2 separate regions of the Homo sapiens genome follow, and region 1 is linked to region 2. A link is a loop called in an ENCODE intact Hi-C map of the cell type or tissue named here. Cell type or tissue: mammary epithelial cell. All regions are shown on one strand. Each heading gives the region's core, and the rest is flanking DNA. Links, peaks and the distances in the headings are about the cores only. Region 1 overlaps CFAP77 (cilia and flagella associated protein 77). Region 2 overlaps DDX31 (DEAD-box helicase 31).

Region 1 (11,419 bases), core at 1,583-9,582, 140 kb after region 2:
TAAAAATAACTAAGAGTAGAATTGGATTGTGTGCTTGAGGAGCTGGAGACCCCATTCTCCACGATGTGATTATTATGCATTACATGCCAGTATCGAAACATCCCATGTACCCCATAAACATATACACCCACTATGTGCCCACAAAAATTAAAATTTTTTTTAAATTAAAAAAATAAAATACCTGCTCCTCATAAAAGCATTTATACCTATCATCTCTATCTATTTATTTATTTGAAATGGAGTTTTACCCTTGTCACCCAGGCTGGAGTGCAGAGGCACTATCTCAGCTCACTGCAACCTCCACCTCCCAGGTTCAAGTGATTCTCCTGCCTCAGCCTCCCAAGTAGCTGGGATTGCAGGCACCTGCCACCACGCTTGGCTGATTTTTATATTTTTAGTAGAGACAAGGTTTCGCCATGTTGGCCAGGCTGGTTTCAAACTCCTGACCTTAGGTGATCTGCCCGCCTCGGCCTCCCAAAGTGCTGGGATTACAGGTGTAAGCCACCACGCCTGGCCTATACCTATCATCTTTTGACTGATTACAAACCCCTTCTGCATTTTTCACAAAAACATAAGGGGCCAACAGGTAGCAAGACTCCAGGGGAAGCCATTGTAAAATTATAATTCTAAAGATTGTTTTCTCAAAACCCAACGACACCTAAAATGCAGGACACTCTGACTTGATTTGTGTTAAGATGCTTCGATGATTAGAGTGGGCTGAATGGTCTCCCCTCCACCACCAAAAGATGTGTCCATATCCTAACCCTCCTCCAGCCTGTAAATTTGACCTTATTTGGAAAAGAGGTCTTTGCAGATGTAATTACATTAAAGATCTTGAGATAAGATCATCTGGGGATATTTGGCTGAGCCCTAAACCCAATGATAAATATCTTTGTAAGAGACAGAAGAGGAGAAGACAGAGATGCAGGAGAGACAGCCACGTGAAGTTTGAGGCAGCAGTGGCTGAAGGGATGCCAAGGAACACCTGGGGCCACCAGGAGCTGGAGGAGGTCGGAGACCCTCCCCTAGAGCCCGCAGAGGGAGCGTGGCCCTGCCAACACCTTGATTTCAGACTTCCGGCTTCCAGAGCTAGGAAAGGATCCATTTTTGTTACTTTTTTTTTTTTTAAACAGAGTTTTGCTTTTGTTGCCCAGGCTGGAGTGCAGTGGCATGATCTTGGCTCACTGCAACCTCTGCCTCCCAGGTTCAAGTGATTCTCCTGCCTCAGCCTCCCAAGAAGCTGAGATGACAGGTGTGTGCCACCACACCCAGCTAATTTTTGTATCTTTGGTAGAGACGGGATTTCACCATATTGGTCAGGCTGGTGTCGAACTCCTGACCTCGTGATCCGCCCGCCTCAGCCTCCCACAGTGCTGGGATGACAGGCGTGAGCCGCCGCGCGGCCGCTTCATTTTTGTTATTTTAAGCCATTGAACGTGTGGTAATTTGTTTCAGAAACCCCAGGAAATTAACAAACGATGATTTTCAACAGCTCCTGTAGCTGAAGCTCAGTGCCCTGCAAGAGTCGTGCCCGGGAAAGAGTTGGCCGTCTCATGTGCTCTTGGCACTAGAATAGTGCCTGTTCCCAAAATCCAGGACGCACTGCATTTGAGCAATCTGTTCCCTCTCACGCAGTCAGTCAACAAGCGTTTACTGAGCACCTACAACATTCCAGGCAGGCACATGCTTGGCACTGGGGAAGGAGGAGTGGGCAACACCAGGCCCGCCCCACTGAGTCTGGTGGGGGAGATGCTCAGGTCTGCAGGCAGTGGCCACACAGGGTGGCCTCTCCAGGCAAGAGACACAGGAGTGTCTGAAGGACGGTGAGGCCTCCGCCAGGCAAGGTGGGAACGAGCATCCCTGGCAGAGGGAAAAGCACCTGTGAGTCCAGAGAAACGTGGGGAGGGAGGGAGTTCAGGGGACTGAAGGAGGTTTAGCTTGGGGGAGTCAGAGTCAAGTCTCAGCAGACCCGAAGGTACCCTTGTGCCCTCTCTCCTGGGTCCTCTGCCCACTAGAAACAGCATGCACTGCCTTGCTGTTATACCTGCTGATTGCATATTGGTTTGTTTTGTGTTTTATTTTCTCTGTATCCCAAACACCCAGCACCACAATGCCCAGCACAGGTGGGCACTAAATGAACTCTCAGCATAGGCCGGAGGTAACGAATGTGGGTTCTGAGATCAGATCCCAGCGTGACCCCTTTGCAACCACATGACTGTGTACAAGTGTCTCTGGGCCTTGGTTTCCTTGTCTATAAAATGGGGATAAGAGAGTCAGTTGCTACCTTAGGGCCCGTCTGGGGATCTCTTGAGTTGATGTGTATGAGGCACCCAGCATGGTGTCTAGCCCCGGAAACTGGCACTATTATTCATCAAAACGAATGCAAGGCTCCAGCGGTTTCTAGCTTGAACAGCCACTCCCATCTGGCCTCCGACGGGACTGATGGGGCCCAGCGTGCAGCTCTGTCCTGTGAGCTCACTGTTCCTCCACACGATGAGATGATCTGGCCACCGACGGGATGTATCAGGGCCTGCCTGCAGCTCCTCCTGGCTGGGCTCACCGCTCCTCTGCATGACGCGCTCATTCTGTGACTACTTTTGCTTGCGGGGTCCCTTGCCACAGTGGGATGTGGGCTGATGTGTTGGGCTTGATGCCTGGTTCTTCGTGCAGTGCCAGGGAGGTGCCGGCTGGCTCACAGCAGCACCATCTCCTCCGTGTCCCGGAAAGAGCTAAACCAACCTCACCCTAGCAGCCCCTCTGATTGTGTTGTGAGCTGGAGGCTGTAGAGGCGATAAGAGGCCCACGGCCGGGCCAGGCACCAAGCCGGACTCCCGACTCTGGACTCCAGCGTTGGCTCCCAGAAGGGCTTTCGCTGTGCCCCTCCCCTGACACGGGTGAGGCCCAGCTCTGGAAAAATCAAAGGCAGAGCAGAGCATGTGCGATGCAACCTGGGAGGCTCCGAGGGGAACCAGCCGGGCCAGCCTCGTTAGCGTTGACCTTGGCACCGAGCTGCTCCTGATGGATGGGGTTCGGGCCTGGCCAGGCCCTGGGGGAGTGGCGGCCCCATCCATTACGGGCCCATCAGTGCCTCCCTGAGCCCTCCCTGCTTGGGATGCCGCGAGTGTCAGGCCGCGAATAAATCTCTGTCCGGGCCACAGGAGAGCCGAAAGGGAAACAAGGCAAAGCATGAAAAATGTCTCTGTCCTGGCTCTGGAGACAAAGCTCCCATGAAGGAGGAAGGAGCAGCAGGAGTTTGGGGAGGGAGAAAGGGTGGATCAGGAGCAGCCAGTCTGGGGCCCCAGGGAGGCTGGGCTTCCTGGGAGTGGAAGGGGGAAAAGATGGGGGCCCCAGGCTGCTACCTTCTCCCAGTTATGGCTCCCTGCCTGTCCCCCACCTTTTTTGTTTGTTGTTTGAGACAAAGTTTTGCTCTGTCGCCCAGGCTGGGGTGTAGTGGTGCAATCTTGACTCACTGCAACCTCGACCTCCCGGGTTCAAGTGATTCTCGTGCCTCAGCCTCCCGAGTAGCTGGGATTACAGGCACCCACCACCACACCTGGCTAATTTTTGTATTTTTAGTAGAGATGAGGTTTCATCATGTTGCCCAGGCTGGTCTCGAACTCCTGACCTCAAGTGATCTACTTGCCTTGGCCTCCCAAAGTGACGGGATTACAGGTGTGAGCCACCGAGCAAGACTGGCCCTCAGCCTGGGCCCCTTTTAACAAAACTCCTTGGAGATCCAGGTCCATGGAAGCAGGCAGGCCTTGAGGAGCAGGGGACCCCTGTCGGACTCAGTTCAGGGGGCTCCCAAAGCCCCAGCAGAGGTAGCCCGGGCTGGGCAGCCAGCCAGTGCCTCCACCTCCCAAAAGAACCTGTTCAGGCCGCTAAGGGCTAGGGTCCTGGTGTAAGCTGCCTGGACAGAGTCCCCACACCTCCATTCGCCACCTGTGACCTCTTGCTGAGGGACAGAACCTCACCATGCCTCCCTTTTCTCATGGATAAATAGAGGTGACGGGCGTCTGCTGCACAGGGCTGCAGTGAGGATTAATCCATTTGCTCTGTGGAAAGCCAGGCCCCAGTAGGTGCTCATCAGCGTTGGCCGTTCATTGCTGTAACTGTTGTTCGTAGCCGCCATCTCGCTGCTGAGGACTCACCTCCGCACCAGGCCACTGGCACCAACGTGAACGGAGCTCAGGATGAGAAATGACTTCCTCGCCCAGGGCCTTGCTCTGCCTCCTGGAAGCATGCGGCCTGTGGATATGAACAGCCGCCCTGGAGGGAGACTCGGCTCAAATCCTGGTGCTGCCTCCAACTAGCCAGGAGACTTTGGGCAAGTGACTGTCTCTGAGCCTCAGTTTCCCCATCTGTAGAATAGGGATGATAGTCTCTACTTGGTAGAGTTGTATTTAATGAGATGAGGTACAGGGCTCAGTGTTGGACGCAGCGGTCACTCAGTGGGGGCCCAGAAAGTGTCAGCTGTGAGGACTGCCCCCTTCCAACACACATTCTGAACACACACAGCTATGAGGACTGCCCCCTTCCAACACACACTCTGGTCCTCATTTTGTTCTCTGAAGCCTCTGAGAGCAAAACCCCCCCACTGTCCTAATCCCAGGGCTTCAGATGGTTATAGACAGCTGCTGTGTCTCTGCGGCATCTTTTCACGTCCAGCTAGGAGGACCTCATCTCTTCTCCTGTTCTTTGTACACAGTAGACACCCTCCCCCTCTCCCGCCCATCATCCTGACGGCTCCCTTCTAGACGATTTCCTGTTTATGAACCTTCCCTTGAATGTATGATGTCCTGCATTCTTGAGCTTGATACTACAAGTATGGCCTGAGCAGCTGAAAAGAGCAAGGAGGTCACCTCCTTTGTTCTGAACTTGCTACCTCTATTAACATGGCTGAGGAACACATTCATTCTCTGAGGCAGCATCACTGCACTGCAGACTCATGACATCAGTCGGCGGCGCGGGGGGCGGGGATCACAGCGGAGTCTATGAAGTGTCATCTCTGGCTTTAACGTCCCCTCTCTGGGTCTCAGATGGACTCTCTCTTTGCTTCTGATAACTGTCTCAAAGTCTTAAAGGGCCCCAGACTATATTCGAGTGCTCACTATGTGCCAGGCATTGTGTTGGACGCTGAAGATGCAGCGATGGATGAAACTGACATTCTCCCTGCGCTCTGGGACCTGACATACAGCAGAGGAGTATTAACGACAGTCGCAGTCAGTGCCAGGGAGCAGATTATGCGGGGGACAGGAGAAACTTGGCTTTGCAGGGGGCAATGTACATTTCAGGCCCTCTCTGAGGCCCGGGGATCTTTGCGAGATCCACATGCTCCCCCTTGTGGTCAGACCAGGTTTCATTCAGCCGGGTTTCAGGACACCAATAAATGCAGACGTGGTCTCGCCCTTCAGAAACTGCCTCGGATCTCTGGGATGGCTGCTGGGGAAAGGGCTTATTATTATTTTATAGGAGCTTGGGTGGGTGGCTTGGATTTTTTTGGCCATCGGATCCAGGAGAAACAAAATCACCCAGAGTGATTGATGGGCCCACTGTAAATTTGTAAAATATATCAGCTTGGCAGAGAGATTCAAAAAAACCTGTCAGGCAGCAAACATTTTTTTAACAGCCTGTAAAATTTCCTGCATCCTTCACATTTGTCAGCGTCAGGCTGATGATGCATCTGATAGCAGGACCAGCAGCGGCTGCAGACAGAAGGCTGGGCCAGCAGCATTTCCCGCTTATCTGATGTTTCTTATGTTTCCATGGTCTGAAGGCTTTCTGCACCAGGATTGGGGGTGTAGACCAGGCTAATTAGTGCTGATCTAAGGATGCTACTCAGGTTGCACGTGGCAACTGGCTTTATATCTGGACCCCAATGTGGCCATTTGTTCATGCACTCATTCAGCAACTCCACGAAGGCCTCCTCCGCAAAGGCACTGTGGTCAGCACCACAGATCCTGGCGTGAGAAAAGCAGGCCTGGAGCATCCAGCGTGGTGAAAGTTCTGGATGCCCTGACAAGAAGTTTGAGTTTATCAGGAAGTGGTTGCCGCTGAATGTGAAAGGGAAGGAAGTGACCCAGAAAGGAGAAGCTCAGCAGGTTCTTTGGGTCTGTTCAGATTAAGTTCTAAAGCCTTAAGAAAAATCCAGACAGGATGGCCTTACACAGAATCCTGTCTCATCCCCCTTCTAGTGCTGGAAAAACATGAGCAGAGTCCCTGCCCGTGTCACCTCTACCCCTGTGTTAGGGAGGCAGATCAGACCCTTGGTCACTGTCATAGGCATTCAGGCCACACTAATCCTCCTCGCACTGCACAGAAGCCAAATGACTTGACCTCTCAGACCCTCTGTCTCTTCTTCTGTAAAACGGGGATAGAAGCATTCCAACCTTGTACTCACTTGAGCTAACTTTGTACTCACTGAGCTATTCAGAGTTAGTTAATGAGGATGCTCCTGAGGACCTCGGCAGTGTCTGACCTGAGGTAGTAATAATAACACATAGTTGCCATTGTTAGTGCAAAGTAGGGTCTTCCCACCTTCCATCTGGCCCATGTGAGACACTGATGCGCAAGGGGCTGCTTGCTGGTTGACTGAGTGATGGATGTTCCTGCTGGCATCTGTGTCTTGACTGTGGCCCAGGCTCCCAAGCAGAACAGCGGCAGAGCCCAGGGTGCCCAGAGTCCACCAGGAGCGCCAGCTGCTGCCGGGCCCTCCCTGCTCCTCCCCTCCCCGCCATCCCTGACTCATCATAATCGACAGTGCCGGGCCAATTAGGAGCAGTAACAATTAAGATGTGCCGAGGGCATGCGAACATTTGCAAACACTTATTAAAGTGCATCAATAATTAAGTGTGTCTTTAATAGTTACATATCTGGCCTCCAGACATATCTGTTTCCGGACCTTGGGTGGCAGCATGCTTTGAGATCTGTGTTAGGGCCTTACACGCTGGTAATGAGAATTTAAAATTCTTCCCTGACTTGAATTCTGGGATTTGACAGTGAAACAGCAGCGAGAGAATGCCGGGGCTCTTTCCAGCTGCCTGATCCTAGAGGTGTGGTCTTCAAAGCCAGCTGCCAGACTGGATAGAAATCCGGGCTCTGCACCGTAACGCCTCGGGGAGGGCCCTTGCCCTCCCTTTCCTGGCCTGTGAAGTGTGCAGAATGATACCTGTCTCATAGGAAGGACATAAGGGTTAGCAATTATGTGTGCAAAATGCCTGCCACGTTTAAGATCGATGCAGAGCAGCTTTTGTTAGCGGTGGCTCATACTGTTATCAGAGGACACAAAGAGGCTGCCGTTAGCTGAGGGATCGAGACAATCCGTCTACACCAGGGGTTCCAAACTCCGTGCCTACCTGGACTAGGCAGGTAACAAAAATGAGAGAAGCCAGTCTGGGTGAGGACTGGGATAAACAGTCCATGGATTCTGTCCAAAGGGATGCTGCCCCTCAGCCCCAGCCCCAGGAGCCAGGCAGAGCGCAGATCCACTTGCCCAGGCTTCTGTTTGTTCAAGGGAAATGGAAAATTCAGGTATTTATATGAAATCTCCTGACTTTTTAAAAATGTGGCAACTCAACCTTTTTTTTTCCTTTAATTACTGTACCAGCCAAACTCCTCTGTGGATTGATTTAGCCACAGCCCCAGGACTGACCCTATGTCTACACGGCCCCCAGTCTGCCCCCATGTCTACACAACCCCCATTTTCCAGATAACTCCTCAGGTCTCCACTTCCTGCAAGCCACAGAGGCTTTGGGATTGAAATGCACCCTTCCGATTTAGTGACAACCTGCAGCAAATCGGTGTGGATTGGGAACCAAATAGGATAACTGGGAAGGAAGTAATTGAATAATCTAAATTCGGCTTTGCATCCCATCTGGTATTGAGGCTGAATGGGCAGATTCAGAGACGTGTGGAGAAGAGGGGGTGCACCCCTCACCACAATTCATTTGCCCACTGCAAATCTAGACATGGATGGGGGTTGGGGGGCTGGCTGTGGTCAGAATCGTAGCTCACAGGGTGGCAGTCACAACCCCTCTGCTCATTAGCATCCTAGCTTAGAGGGAGCGTTAGTGGATTCAGTCTGAGGTGGGACTTTATTTTTTTAACACGTCTGTAATTGTGAGTAAATAACACTCATTTTGTTTTTGTTTTGTTTTGTTTATTTATTTATTGGACCAAACCTCCCCAACACCTCCTCTGTCGGGTGTAATCGGATTTGGTGTTTTAACATGCTTTTAAAGTAAAGAAAGAAATGCAGTTGAGGCTTGTAAAAGGTGATCATTAGAAAATGGGCCTTGGCCCCATAACTTTAAAGTAATAGCCCCATTAGGGAGCGGGGCAATGATTTTGTCACCGTTTCCTCCGCACTTATGCTGCAAGGTGGGTGGAGGCTTTCCACGCAGGTTGGGCATCTCAGTAAAAGCTTTTCCAGAAGCCATTTAACCTCCATTTACGAAGAAATAAAGTGAAATTGATGCTGATTTGGGCCTGCTTTGGGGGATATTTCTGCTCCATAAAAGCCCTTTTGCCTGCAATTTGCGGAGCTGCCCGTCACATCAGGAAGGGCTGCTGTTGATAAAGATAAAGCTTTATGGCCACGATATTTGCTGCTAACAGCAACCTAATGCAGCATTTTCATTTTTGTGCAATTAATGTTAATGTCTGCTACGAAAATTGTCATTAAATACCATTTTAAAATCCATTCAATTTGCATATGCAAAGCCCATTTACCATCACAGAAGATACAGCCAGCACTTCATCACGTCCTTTCCCTGGAATTGTGGCCACTTGGTTTTACAGCAATTTAAGATTCTATATTGAAAGCTGGATGATAATGCTTGTCCTTTCTGAGCCCAGCTGACTTCAGTGATGCCGTGGAAAACCCCGGCACTAGGATGAGAAGCTGTGGGTGTTCCGGCTGCACATCGGTTCCAAGGAAGTAGGACACAGAGTGAGGAGCACTGGATGGGGAGCCTGACAACTGGACTCCAGAACTGGCTCAGTTAACAAATTGCTGTGCAACCTTGGGAAGCTCACTTCACCTCTCTTAACTTCTTTCTATTTTCTCCTGTTTTAAGTAAGGGCTTTGAACCAGGTGATCACAAGTGTCCTTTGTGTTCTAATCTTTTCTTTTCTTTTCTTTGAGATGGAGTCTCACTCTGTCACCCAGACTGCAGTGCAGTGGTGCGATCTTGGTTCGCTGCAACCTCCACCGCCCAGGTTCAAGCAATTCTCATGCCTCAGCCTACTGATTACAGATGCATGCCACCACGCCCGACTCATTTTTGTATTTTTAGTGGAGACGAGGTTTCACCATATTGGCCAGGCTGGTCTCGAACTCCTGACCTCAGATGATCCACTCACCTCAGCCTCCCAAACTGCTGGGATTACAGGCGTGAGCCACTGCACCCGGCTCTATTTTTAAATATAAACATACTAAGGGTTGAGAATCCAGGCCAAGCCCTGCCATGAAGAGGTTGTGTGAACTTGGGGAGGTCAGTTAACCTCTGCCTGCCTCAGTTGGATAGTAATCCTGCCCACCTCTGGCACAAGGTTTTCATAACCATGAAAATAAATTGGCGTGAAGGTTTAGACCCAAGCTGAGGAGGCAAAACATAGCCTGAGAATCACAGAGTGCTGTGATTAGTATATGTGTCACTAGTGCAGCCCCCTATCTACAGATGGGGAAACAGAAGCCCTGGGGGGAATGTGACGTGGAGAGCTGGGGACAAAGCTGGAACTAGCATCCCAGGCCAACTCCCGACCCAGGGCCCCTCTCCTGCCACCACACTGTCTTTGTGACACTTGGTCACCAGCATGGACTGATCTAGTGACCTAGTGCACAGCACGGACCAGGAACAGGGGCTCCTCTCTGCCCCAGGCAGCCTGCGAGAACAGGGCAAGGGAGGGCACATGTGTTGGGAGCTGAGAAGAGGAGCTGGATCAGCAGCAAAAGTCACAGGGGATGCCTTGGGGGACCCACTTGGGGGATGATTTCAAAGGTACAGGGAGGACGATGTACAGGAGTTCATTAATCCAGCCCCGAAGTGACTTTCCAAGGTGTCTCTAGTGTCACCTTCCTGGTTTCAGGGCTGGTGAATAGAAATGCATTTCTGGGGAGAGATGTGCCTGGTATTTGAGGCCACGAGAGGTGGGAAAACTTACCAAAGAGGCGATGCTGAGCTGAACTTTGAAGAATGAGTAGGTTTTCCCACCTACTCAATCCTCAGGGTTCTTTCCCATGAGTAGGATGGTGGGAAAAGTATACAAAAGCATACACGGCACATGCTGTGGACAGCAGTGTGGCGGGTCCCCAAAAACTTAAAACACGATTACCACCTGATCCCGCAATCCCACTACGGGGTCTACACCCAAAAGAACTGAAAGCAAGACTGGAACAGACACGTGTCCGTCCACGTCCACAGCAACATTATTCACAATAGCCAGAAGGTGGAGACAACTTAAATGCACATCAGCGGATGAATGAGTGACAGGGAACATTGCTCAGCCCTGAAAAGGAATGAAATTCACATGCGTGCTATAACATGGATGAACCACGAGGGTATTACATAAATGAAATAAGCCAGACACAAAAAGCCAAACATTGTATGATTCCGTGCATATGAGATCTCTAGAGTAGTCAAATTCATAGGAACAGAAAGTAGAATGGTGGGTGCCAGGGGCTGGGGCGTTTGTGTTTAATAGGGAAAGAGTTTCGGTTTGGGATGATGAAAAAGTTCTTGAGATGGATGGTGGTGACGGTCACACAACGACGTGAATGTAATGATTCCCACTGAATTGTATACTTAAAAATGGTTCAGATGATAAATCTTCTGTATATTTTACCACAATAAAAAATTAGAAAAAATAAAAAATAAAGAAGGAACTACCACCCCCCTCCCCCAAAAAAAAAAAATATATATATATATATGATGGCACAGTCAAAGGAAGGCACCTAGTCCAGGAGAAGCAAGAGGGGAGATTGGAAAGATAAGCTAGGGATGGAATGTCAGTGGCCTCAAATGAGGGCCGGGCAGGATGCTGCCACGCAGATGGGCTGAGATGTTGGCTTTGTCAGTCACAGGCCACTGAACGGGGCTTCGGATTGCAAGAAGTCCGCTACTGTCTGGGAGCAGCCGCTTCTATTTATTTGTTCAGTGCAATGCACAAATATTGGTCATTTTTGTGCTAATGACCAGCTTGTGTAGTGAGGTAGAAAGGGCTGGGAAGTCCTACTGCCTGCCTGATGTCCATTCCCCTCCTGGAACACAACCCTGGTCTGTACGTCTTTTCCACCATCGGCCCACGTAGATTGCAGGGACTGATTTCACCCCTGACTCCAGGGAAGGGCGCATCATCAGACCAGGCCAGCCAGGCTTCAGATTCCCCTGGCCTCAGCCATTGGCTCTGAGGCAGACAC
Region 2 (11,419 bases), core at 2,079-10,078:
CGAAGAAGAACAGAGGCTTAGGAAAGTTAAATAACCAAGGCCATGCAGCAAGTAATGGAGGAACTGGATTTCTACCTCAGTTCTGTTTGGCTGCAGAGACCAAGCTCCTTACTCTTGTGTGAAGACTTACAGTGAAGGTTAATTCCTGGCTCCTGTGCTATGTAGGGGCCATGCATCTGTGTCTTCCACAGTACCTAACGTGGGACCTTTTACAGAATGGTCACTCAATAAAGGTGATTTGGTTTTGCAGCTATCCATTCATGCTTGAGTCTGTGTTGTATATAAAGCATTATATTTTAACCTTCTAAGTTCCAATGTGGTGTTTGCTTTTGACCAAGAAGGCTGAACTTCATATTTAAAACAGTGGTTTCTCATGAACAGTAAATATGAAAATAAGCAGCCATTTAGCTGAAATGTTAATATGAGGACAAATTGGGCTACCTCATTTTTGAGATTATGTAGAATTTATCTTTAGTTGTGAAACATGTTAAGTTAGTGCCTGGGTTGAGTTCCCTAGGAGGCCAGTTAACTGCTGTGATCCGTGGGCAGAGGCTTCATCTCAAACGCCAGCCCAGGATCCTACAAATACAGCCTCGTTATTCTCAGCTGAGAGGGAGTGGTGAGACCAGAAATAGAAAGTGAGGTGACTGCAAAAAACAGACAAAAGCTAATCGATTACTGTTTTTCTCAGTTTGGATATGCAGAATTAGCAGTATATCTAGCCTACCTGATATTTGAGTGACAATAATAGTGTTGCATTACAGTCTATAAACTAAAACAAAATATCCGTGAGTTCAAACTGATACAAATAAATTATTGAATAAATAAATGAGGGAGAAGGTAGAATTCTTCTTTATGTAGAACTCTAATAAATAAATATACAAATGATAGAAATAGAAAGTCACCATTTGGCAAATGCCACAGTAGTATTGTTTCAGGCGTGAGTTATCATAGATGCTAAAATGAGTGGATGAAAGTGTTGATAATACATATGGAGAAGCTGAGAGAAGGGTGTGTGGAAATTCCTTGTATTTTTTTATGCAAAATTTTGTAAGTCTGAAATTATAAGCCTGAATTCATTCAAAATGAATAGGTTCAGAATTTTTAAAAATCAGTTAAACCCTACAAAATCATCCAGAGATGGAACCAAGTATAGCCATTAAAAAATGATACTTTTTCAATTACTATTTGTGAACTTGAGCAAATATTCTTGCTTTGTTACTTGAAAAAGGGCAGGTTACAAAATGATGTGTATAGTGTGACCCCAGTTTCATAAGTAATAGTTGTGTATGCATGCATAAAAAGGCTGGAATAATTCTTAGCAAACTGTTAACATTGGTTTTCTCTGAGTGAGGAATTTTACTTCCTAAAGGTAACTGATTTTTTTCCCCCTATTAAGTGCTTTACGGTGAGAGAATTTGTGTAAAGTGCTTAGCATTGTCCCTGGCACATAGAGAAAAATAAATGTAAATTACTACAATCATGTAGTAAAGTCTCATCCACTTACGTACTCCAGGAGAGCATCTTGCCAGTGGAGAGGTTTTTCTTTATACCAGTTGAAGAGTTTGGACTATTTGAGCTGGAATGGCTTATACAGTTCTAGCCTAACTCTAATTTCATAGATCCATGACTGGAGGATGAGAGAGATTTGATGACATACATATCAGGGGAATGGTGTGGTGGGCAGCTGTGCTCAATCCTGGGTCTGAGGGTAACTTGAGGCAAATTGTTCATCCTCTGTGCCTCAGTGCCTTTGCTGTGGCACAGGGATGGTAGCGGTCAGTGCCTGTCTCCAAGGGCTGGGATCAGGGTTGAGCTAATGCATGTGCAGTGTTGAGACCCGACGGGCAGTGCATGGTGACATCATGCTTTAGCCATCGTCAGCAACGTGGTCATGTGGCTAGTTGGAGGGGCAGTGATTTGATTGGTTATATGTCATATTTTACTTGCTGCAATATTTTAAAAAATCACGAACAGGTCGGTCATTCTATTAAAGACTGGAATATTCTGTAGAAACACAGTTTTCCAAGCCTCAATTTAATTCACTTATTTCAAGTAATAATATAGTCCCTTGGAGTTCATTGTAAAATGATTTGACCTGTAAAAAGCTTATCTGGAGGGCACAGCAAATTTAAGGCACCCAACAGATCCTTAAATTACTTTGGTGATGGCGTGAGAACGGACTGCTTTTCTGTGTTCACACTCTTCAGTTATTTTGGCTCTGATTTTTTTTTTAACATCATATCCATCCTCCCTCACTTACTTGTGCCCTGTGAGGAATTGATTTTTCTTTCTTCTTCTCTATGTAGTAACACCTTTTGAAATGTCAGAATCTCCTAACGTCACACAGCGGCACGTTGCTGCTGTTGTACTAGCATATTTACCATTCCTAGCCTGCGTTCAGTGTAGTCTCACAAAGTCGATGTTGAGTACAGACAACTCTGGTTTGAATTCCAAATCCTTTTCTTCTTTTGGGTAAATGTTTCTTATGCAAAACACGAAAACCATACTTGTAATTGAATTTGCTGTTAACTCTGTGCTTAGCTTTGGCAGTAACGTTGTTTTGTTCATTCATTCAGTGTCTTTGAGCACTTTGAATGTGCAAGGCACCATTGGCTTAGGGGCCTTTTTCGGATTACTTTGGTTTCTTCTGTTTTTTTTATTAATACTTTTTAGATATAATGTACCATATATGTTTTAAAAATTTCAAAGAGTACCAAAAATATATATAGCGAAAAGTAAAGTCATCTATTCCCACTTTCCCTTAGTGGCACAGTTTGCTTCTCAAGATGCCATGGTGGTTATTACCAGTCTCTTGTATATCCTCCTGGGGAAATTCTCTGCATATCAAGCAAATTTGAGGATGTGTAATTCCTCTTACCAATTTTGTGAAGTTTTTTGTTTTTCTGTTTTGCTTGGTTTGATACATGAGTGGTTGCTTTGTTATGCAGGATGTTCTGTGCCTTGCTTTGGTTTCTTTGATGTGTTTTGGGCTCCTTAATTAGCACCATATTGGGCTACCTTGTTCTTTTTGATGACTGCCTAGCATTTCATTGTATGTATGTATGTACCGTGAATTACTGACTCATTCTCTTATTGGTTGGTGGAATTTATATTATGTTCAGTATTTTGCTACAAACAAGGCCACTTAAATACTCTACAGTCTGTAAAATATTCTACAACCTCTTTACACACACATATGGTCTATAGGAGAAATTTCTGTAAGTGGAATGTGCATTTTTATTTTAGTAGATAATGCCAACATTAAACTTGAAAGGGAATATGCCAGTGTGCACTCCAGCAGCGGTGTAGAAGGTCCAGTTTTCCCATGCCCTCCAATGCTCTCAGCTGCTTTATGTTTCTTCTTCTTCTTTTTTTTTTTTTTTTTTTGAGACAGAGTCTCGCTCTGTTGCCCTGGTTGGAGTGGAGTGGCGTAATCTCGGCTCACTGAAACCTCCACCTCCCGGATTCAAGCAGTTCTCCTGCCTCAGGCTCCCAAGCAGCTGGGATTACAGATGCCTACCACCACGCCCGCCTAATTTTTGTAGTTTTAGTAGAGATGGGGTTTCACCATGTTGGCCAAGCTGGACTTGAACTTCTGACCTCAAGTGATCCACCCGCCTTGGCCTCCCATAGTGCTGGGATTACAGGCATGAGCCACCACATCCGGCCCTTTATTCATTTTTCTATTTGAATTTTGTTTTGTTTTGTTTTGTTTTGTTTGAGATGAAGTCTCGCTCTGTCGCCCAGGCTGGAGTGCGATGGCACGATCTCGGCTCACTGCAACCTCCACCTCCTGGGTTCAAGAGATTCTCCTGTCTCAGCCTCCTGAGTAGCTGGGATTACAGGCATGCACCACCACGCCTGGCTAATTTTTTTTGTATTTCTGTAGAGACAGGGTTTCACCATGTTGGCCAGGCTGGTCTCTAACTCCTGACCTCAAGTAATCCACCCACCTCAGCCTCCCAAAGTGCTGAGATTACAGGCGTGAGCCACCGTGCCTGGCCAAGTTGGTCTTTTTTTAAAGATTGAATTACAGGGCTTTTTAAAATATATAAATTAAGGAAATTAGCTCTTTCTCTCAGGTGTGGCATATTTTCTCCCCAGGTTATCATTTGACTCTTGGTTTTGTTTAGGTATTATTTTTCCATTCTGAAATTTAAAATTCTTAGGTAATAAAACGTATCAGTGTTTTATTTTAAGGTTTCTGAGTTTTATGTCATCTGTTAAAAGGACAATTCCAGCTTTGTTTTCCTAACTTTATTTTTTTCTCACAGGACTTTTGAATTAAACCATCTTTTTCTTGCTGATATAAAATGGCCCTTATATTATTTTCTAAATTTTGTTATCTATTTGATTCTATTCTCAACTTTATTTGCTATTATAATCTCTATTCATGTGCCAGTATCATTATTTGTAATTGCTGTAGCTTTAAATTATTTTAACATCTGATGTTTTTCATAAATGTCTTGGTTATTTTTGTACATTTATTTTTCCATATGAACTTTCAAATCAGGTTGTTTGGTTATATATGTTATTTTATATATACACATTTGTGGCATTTTTATTAGCATCACATTACGTTTATGGAGTGATTTAGAGAGAATTAGCTTATATGTACTATTGCATCCTCTTATCTGGAAATAGGGTGTATCCTTCCATTTATTCAAAATTTACTTTATGCCCCTCAGAGGTGTTTTTAAATTTTCTTCATATAGATTTTGTATATTTTTTGCTAAGCTTATATTCCTTTTATCTTTTTTGTTGCTATTAACTTTTTATATTGGAAGGCTGTTGAAATTTTTTTTTTTTTTTTTTTTTTTTTTTTTTTTTTTTTTTTTGAGACTGAGTTTTTCACTTGTTGCCCAGGCTGGAGCACAATGGTGCGATCTCAGCCCACTGCAACCTCCACCTCCTGGGTTCAAGTGATTCTCCTGCCTCAGCCTCCCGAAGAGCTGGGATTACAGGCGCCCGCCACCATGCCCAGCTAATTTTTGTATTTTTAGTAGAGACGGGGTTTCACCATGTTGGCCAGGCTGGTCTCAAACTCCTGACCTCAAGTGATCCGCCTGTCTTGGCCTCCCAAAGTGCTGGGATTACAGGCGTGAGCCACTGCACCTGGCTATTGATTTTTATATGTTAATTTTGCATTCAGCTGCTTGACAAAATTATCTTGTTTGTAATAGATTTTACATTAGTTCTCTTATGGTTTTTTTTTTTGTAAGATAAAATAACATCTGCTAACAATAATTTTGTTTCCTATTTTCTAATTTTATACATCATATTTCTTGTCTGATTGTATGGGCCAGGACCTCTAGAACAGTATTCTAGAATAATGGGGTTAGTGGGTGTGTTAGTCCATTTTTACACTGCTGATAAAAACATACCCGAGACTGGGAAGACAAAGAGGTTTAATTTGACTTACAGTTCCACATGGCTGGGGGAGGTCTCATAATCATGGCAGAGGACGAAAGACATTTCTTACATGGCAGCAGCAAGAGAGAATGAGGAAGACGCAAAAGCAGAAACCCCTGATAAACCCATCAGATCTCGTGAGACTTATTCATTATCACGAGAATAACCGGCCCCCCTGATTCAATTACCACCTCACTCCTGCCCCCCTGCCCTTCCTCCTACAACATGTGGGAATTCTGGGAGATACAATGCAAGTCGAAATTTGGGTGGGGGCACAGCCAGACCACATCAGTGGGCAACCTTATTTTGTCCCTTTCTTCATTAAGAGTGCTTCTGATGTTCTACAACCGGCCACCCCTGTGTCCTGTCCGTTTGGAGTCTGCCTTTGTTTATCCTGCTCATGGCATTTTTTTTCTGTGTGTCAACAGCGCAGTGATGGCCCCTATGCCCTGGTGCTCGTGCCAACGAGAGAGGTAAGCAGGCTCCCTTTTGGGACAAGTTTTAAGCACATGCTTTCACTAATGTCCCGTTGAATTTAAAAGTGGTTTTACCATGTTTCTCCCTACTGCACAAGCCACTGCACACCAGTTCCATTTGCCTGGAAACCATCCTTCTGGTTCTTGTCAAGGAGAAAAATTCAAGTAGTCTCTGAGAATCATAAGTATGGAAAAGTATTTTCCTATTGTCTAGAAACTAATGATACTATTAAATGTCTGTTTAATTGGGTTTTGAATTAAGTTGCTAAAAAAAAACCTACAGAAATGCAATTTTTTAGCAACTTTATTCAAAACCAAAAGCAGTTGGCTCTGAAAATGAACCTTTATTTTTTTTAAGAAGCTACTGCTACCAAAAATGTTACTTGTTCCTAAAAGTTAAACTTTTCAATATTTTTTTCTTTCTTGGTGGAAATCTCTTCTATCTGATCTATTTTATTTGCCTACAGAGGCAACTTCAGATTAGGGTATGTGGTTTCTATATCAAATGCTAATCACTTCCTTACAGAGAATTGATCACAGAGATGATTTGAAGTCAGCTTTTCATATAGCCTGCAGTCCCCTATCTCAGCTCAGTCCAATGAAGGAGCAGGCACAGAAGCTATTAAAATTTTTACAGCAGCAAACTTGCTACTTCTCGAGGATGCTTCATGAATACTAAATATGTGGAAACTGTATATACGTTCTTTAAGAACGGGATTCTGTATGAGGCATTTTTGAAGGTTGTTAATGGTTGTAGCCTACTTTAATTTTCACTTGCTTTGTTCTCAAATGGAGCTGTTGGTTTGCTTTTGTTTTATTGATATAAACTTGAGGAGCGACCATCTCCCAGGCTTCAGATATCCTGGCACAGTTGTAGAATACAGTCATCGCTCCTTGAGAGCGAAGTTCCCAGAGGCTACCCTGTTGCGTCACTATTGTGGTTTACTCTGCGTACATATTATATTCTTTCTCTTTCTAAGGAGAGTCAAATTCAGGTTACTTTGTTTCATTCTCTTACGTTTTTGTGCACCACAGACTTGAACTTCTCTGTGTGGCACTCTGGGAATTTGAGCCAGCAGAGGGAGCACAAAACACTATTTTTGTGTATGTCCAAGAAATAGAAGTGTTGTCTTTACCCTCTTTGCCCAAACTGACAGGTTGCAGAACCAGTCTAAGAACAAGGTATATTAGATTCTGTGTATAGGATTTTTTTTCTTCTTAAATCTTAACTTGAGGTCCAAGTTTGGATCCTAATCACATTAAATTGTCTTTAAAAAAAAAAAAAGGGGGATCCTGTTCATCATCTATAACTTTTAAAATTTTTACAGCTAGCTCTACAAAGCTTTGACACTGTCCAGAAACTGCTTAAGGTAAGGCAAACCATGAGTTCCATTTCATCTTGCTTGCTGACTTTGAGGAAGGATTTAATATACTACAGTCTATTCTTTATTTTCAAAGAGATAAGAATTATTTCCTTTTGCCTGGATATCTCTGCTCTCTCTAGGCAGTTTATAGGTTTTTACTGATCTAAACCTACCAATTTCTAGCTTAGCTGAATTATCAGTGACTCCTGGTGCATAAAGTCCTGCAATTTGTTCATCATAGTCACTAGCAAGCCACATACAGAAATTCACAGGTACAGCCTGATGGTGATCCAGTAGAAAGCAACTTAGCTGCAAGTAGGATTTGTTTAAGAAAGGAGAGTGAAGGCTTCAGAATCAAAGCCAGCCAGCTCACCAAATTGGATCATGAATTGATCCATCCTTTCTTTTATTAGGGGTGGAGAGTAGGGAAGGGTGTTGCTTGGGTTTTTATCTTAACCCCAAAAATGGCAGTAGACTTACTGACATGTGTTTTCAGTTCAGGCTCTGTGGGAAAAGAAAGGCAAGCTACTTGAATGATTTAAGAAGCTCACATTTCTCTCTCACTGTGGTAGAAGCTAGTTATATACCTATAATTCAAGTTACTGCTGATAGTGAACATGGGTGTAGCAATGCCTAGGAATTGTGTCTGCACAATAACACCTTATACAATGAGAAGCACCAGTTTTCTCCCATGCCTTGTTTAAGGAAAGGGAATTTGGAATCAATGTCTGATGTTAGTAAAGGGGGCTTTGCACTGACTGTGGTCTGCTGTCTTTCTGTAGCCTTTCACCTGGATTGTGCCTGGAGTGTTAATGGGAGGAGAGAAGAGAAAATCAGAAAAGGCCAGGTAGGAAGAGGTTTGTTGGTTGTTGTTTCCTTCTTGAATGTGTCCTGCCTTCCTATTCAGTAAGGCTGGGTCCTTCTAAACCTGCTGAGAGCTTTGTCTCAGGCTCTGCTTCCTAGTCCCGGTGCACAGGGACAGATTGAGTCAGTGGGGAGCGGTCACCTCTAGACGGTGCTGTTTTTTAAAATATTAAACCTACAAACAGGTTTCCTTCTGATGTTGCTAGTAACAGTGCTGTCAACTTCTTAACTCCCACCTACCCAATGCTCTATAGCATCCCTGGTTTAGTATACATCCACCTGCATGCCACTCATTTTTGTGGACATTAAGAGTTTGGGGTTTTGTTGTTTGCTTTTACAAAAACAAGATCATTCACTTATATAATGCTTTGTAACTTGCTTTTTACAACCGAATATGTTTGTTCCTTTATTAGGATTTGTAATGGGTGTCAGTTGAAAATCGTTGCAACAAGTAAATCTCAAATTGTCTTCATTCTTTTGAAAACATTTTTATTGTATTATAGCTTAATAATCAGTACTCAATAATGATGCATGTAGTCTATAACTGAGGAGTAAATATGAAACCTGAAACCTCAAAGCATTGGTTAGGATTAGACTCAGCTGTGAATAACAACAATAATAACAAATAACAGTGGCACAAACAATATACAAGTTTTATTTTTCTTTCACATTTAAGAAATCTGACAGAGCCAGTCCAAGGCTGGCCTGGTGCTCCAGTGTCGGGGACCAAGCTCTTTCTGTCTTTTTGTGCCACTATGGGAGGATTCCATTTTTAAGATTACCTCATAGTCTTAGATAGTTGCAGGCACTCCAACCATTGCATCTAATTTCTTGCCAGCGGGTACAGAGATGCTCATACCTGCTCCCTCTGAAGGTGCTTGTGTGATTGGCGTGTTCCCTTTACCTTTTATCCCATTGCTAAAACAAACATGACTATACTTAACTGCAAGGGAAGCTTGAAAATATATCCAGCTAGGCTGGGTGCAGTGGCTCATGCCTGTAATCCTAGCACTTAGGGAGGCCAAGGCAGGAGGATGACTTAAGACCAGGAGTTTGAGACCAGCCTAGGCAACATAGTGAGACCCCCGTCTCTACAAAGAAAAAAAAAATGTGCTAAAAATTGGAAGCTTTTATTACGGTGGACTGACAGGAAAATGGTTGTCTGGGGAATGAGAAATTAGATTTATTGTATATAACCCATGGGACAAAGCTGAGCCCCGTTGAATGGAAGTTACATAAAGGGCTTAGCATAAGAAAAAAGTGTCCTAGCAATTGGAGCACATTGGCATGGAATCACTTGCTCAGATACTAGATTCTCTGGCACAGAAACCTTCGAGAACAGGCTAGACTACAATCTCTTTGGAAGGTTCTAGAGAGGATTTATGAGTCAGATAAAGAGCATTGGATTATGTAGTTATGATCCCTTTCAAAGTTAAAGTTTTATGATTTTAATGTAATTTCAGATCTTAACAATTGCATTTCACAGTACAGGGAAAGACTCAAGTACAGCTTTCTACCCAGTTTTTATGTTTTGTCATGATTTCAGGCTATGGCACGTTTGCACTGTACATGAAATGAGTCTGTCTATTTTGCCTTTTTCCTGTGTTTTCTACTGGCGTGGCCCTGTTTGATTTACTTTCTTTTATGATATATAATTTTAAACAGACTCCGCAAAGGAATAAATATCCTTATCTCAACTCCTGGACGCCTGGTGGATCATATAAAATCCACAAAGAACATTCATTTTAGTCGGCTGCGGTGGTTGGTGTTTGATGAAGCAGACAGGTGAGCCTCGTCCCAGGATGATAACAGGTAGAAGAGAAGGGCTGTTTCTCCTCTCCTTGTTGCAACTTCTGTAGCCCCTTAGACCACATCTGCTCTTCATATAGTTGAAAATTTCTTTTTTTTTTTACAATCACAGAATCTTGGATTTGGGTTTTGAAAAGGACATCACAGTGATACTTAATGCTGTAAATGCTGAATGCCAAAAACGACAGAATGTCTTGCTATCAGCGACACTCACAGAAGGTGAGTTGAAAAGAAGTGATGGGTCCTTCTTTGTTCTTAATGAAGAGGAAGGACCTAGATTTAACCTGGGTTGTTTGCTGCAGTGATTCTCAACCTCAGGGAGGTGGGGGCAGGGAGAGAGCTGTCCTTAGAAGACTGCCTTTTCAAACTCTATGTTCTACACTCCCAACTTCCCTCTGCAAGTCATCCAAGACAGATATGTTCCCCAGGGCATGGGGAAAGGGAGAAAGGGCAGGGATGAGGACGAGAAAAGACTGGCTGCTATTGGCTTGGTGGTTTCATGAGGTTTTTGTGCACTTGCAACCCATGGAGAGCAGGGCCCTTGCACTGAAGATGATGACCTCTTATCTGAGTGCATTTTTAATGTAATCACTCTTCCTCCTATAGAGCTATTAAACTTAAAAAATATATCAATGAAGCGCTTCTCTGTCTTCCATCCATGTGAGATGGAAATTCTTAGCTCTCTTTTTTATCACTGGGAACACGAAGGCTTGGAAAAGTTGTATCACTCTACCAGATCCACCCCACACAGTGAGTCATTGACCAGCAGTGCAGCTTTCACGTTTTTCTGTCTGGTTTCCTTGATTTACTAGGCCACATTATGATGTGCATGTACCAGATGCCATGCATGTGGTCCCTCACAGTTCCCTATGTTCTAATTTTTGAGGGATGATTCACGAAGAAGGGATTCTGTGGTCAAGAAAGTTTGAGAAATGCCCCACATCCCTCCCTTGGATATTCTCAGGGCACATTAACACAATAAAGGCCCTGAGAGGGCTGCTTATAGCAAAAACGCTTTTGTGAAACCTTTGAAATCCAAGATTTGCCATAACTTACTTGACCAAAGAACCCTTTTGGGAGGTGGGGGTGGGCGCAGTATCTGTTGCTATCTTTTGGACGCTGTTCCATAGGTGAGTGTTTATAGAATGGCTATGGAAAGATACGTTGGTAGATCTCCCTGCAACACACACGTTGGCACTAGGGCGGATCAGTGCTGGGACTTGGTGATACCCATGGGGTAACATACGTAGTCCTAACATACATGGGTGGGTGCTGTATGGGGGTACGCTTTTGTGACCAGTTTCATGGTGTGTTTGTTGTCTGCTTTGCCCTTCTTACTTTTATCCAAGGTGTAACGCGGCTAGCTGATATCAGTTTGCATGATCCAGTCAGTATTTCTGTCCTGGACAAGAGCCATGACCAGTTGAACCCAAAGGACAAAGCGGTCCAGGAGGTCTGTCCTCCACCAGCTGGCGACAAGCTGGACAGCTT

The links. Hi-C counts contacts between places; a loop is a spot of excess contacts. Peaks named below come from ENCODE experiments on the same cell type or tissue, not always from the same donor. Only the 100,000 strongest peaks of a DNase experiment are listed, where the experiment ranks them.
Region 1: a loop joins it to region 2, with 24 times the contacts of the local background. A loop is called at or near these places in 6 of 110 quality-filtered maps.

What each region holds. Positions count from the first base shown.
Region 1 is chr9:132,501,762-132,513,180 of GRCh38, reverse strand. All of the region lies in intron 3 of CFAP77 (cilia and flagella associated protein 77), which reads right to left. Among named protein-coding and RNA genes, the nearest start is that of BARHL1, 75 kb to the left of the region's middle. RefSeq lists enhancers at 2,216-2,753, 2,754-3,293. In mammary epithelial cell, for the core only: a CTCF peak has its summit at 5,350 (motif pointing left); no DNase peak of the experiment used is centred there.
Region 2 is chr9:132,646,917-132,658,335 of GRCh38, reverse strand. It overlaps DDX31 (DEAD-box helicase 31), which reads left to right. Exons shown (of 20, transcript NM_022779.9): 7 at 5,844-5,888; 8 at 7,220-7,261; 9 at 8,038-8,102; 10 at 9,785-9,904; 11 at 10,041-10,147; 12 at 11,278-11,419. Among named protein-coding and RNA genes, the nearest start is that of DDX31, 17 kb to the left of the region's middle. In mammary epithelial cell, for the core only: a CTCF peak has its summit at 6,962 (motif pointing right); a DNase peak (open chromatin) is centred at 6,875; H3K27ac peaks cover 924 bases.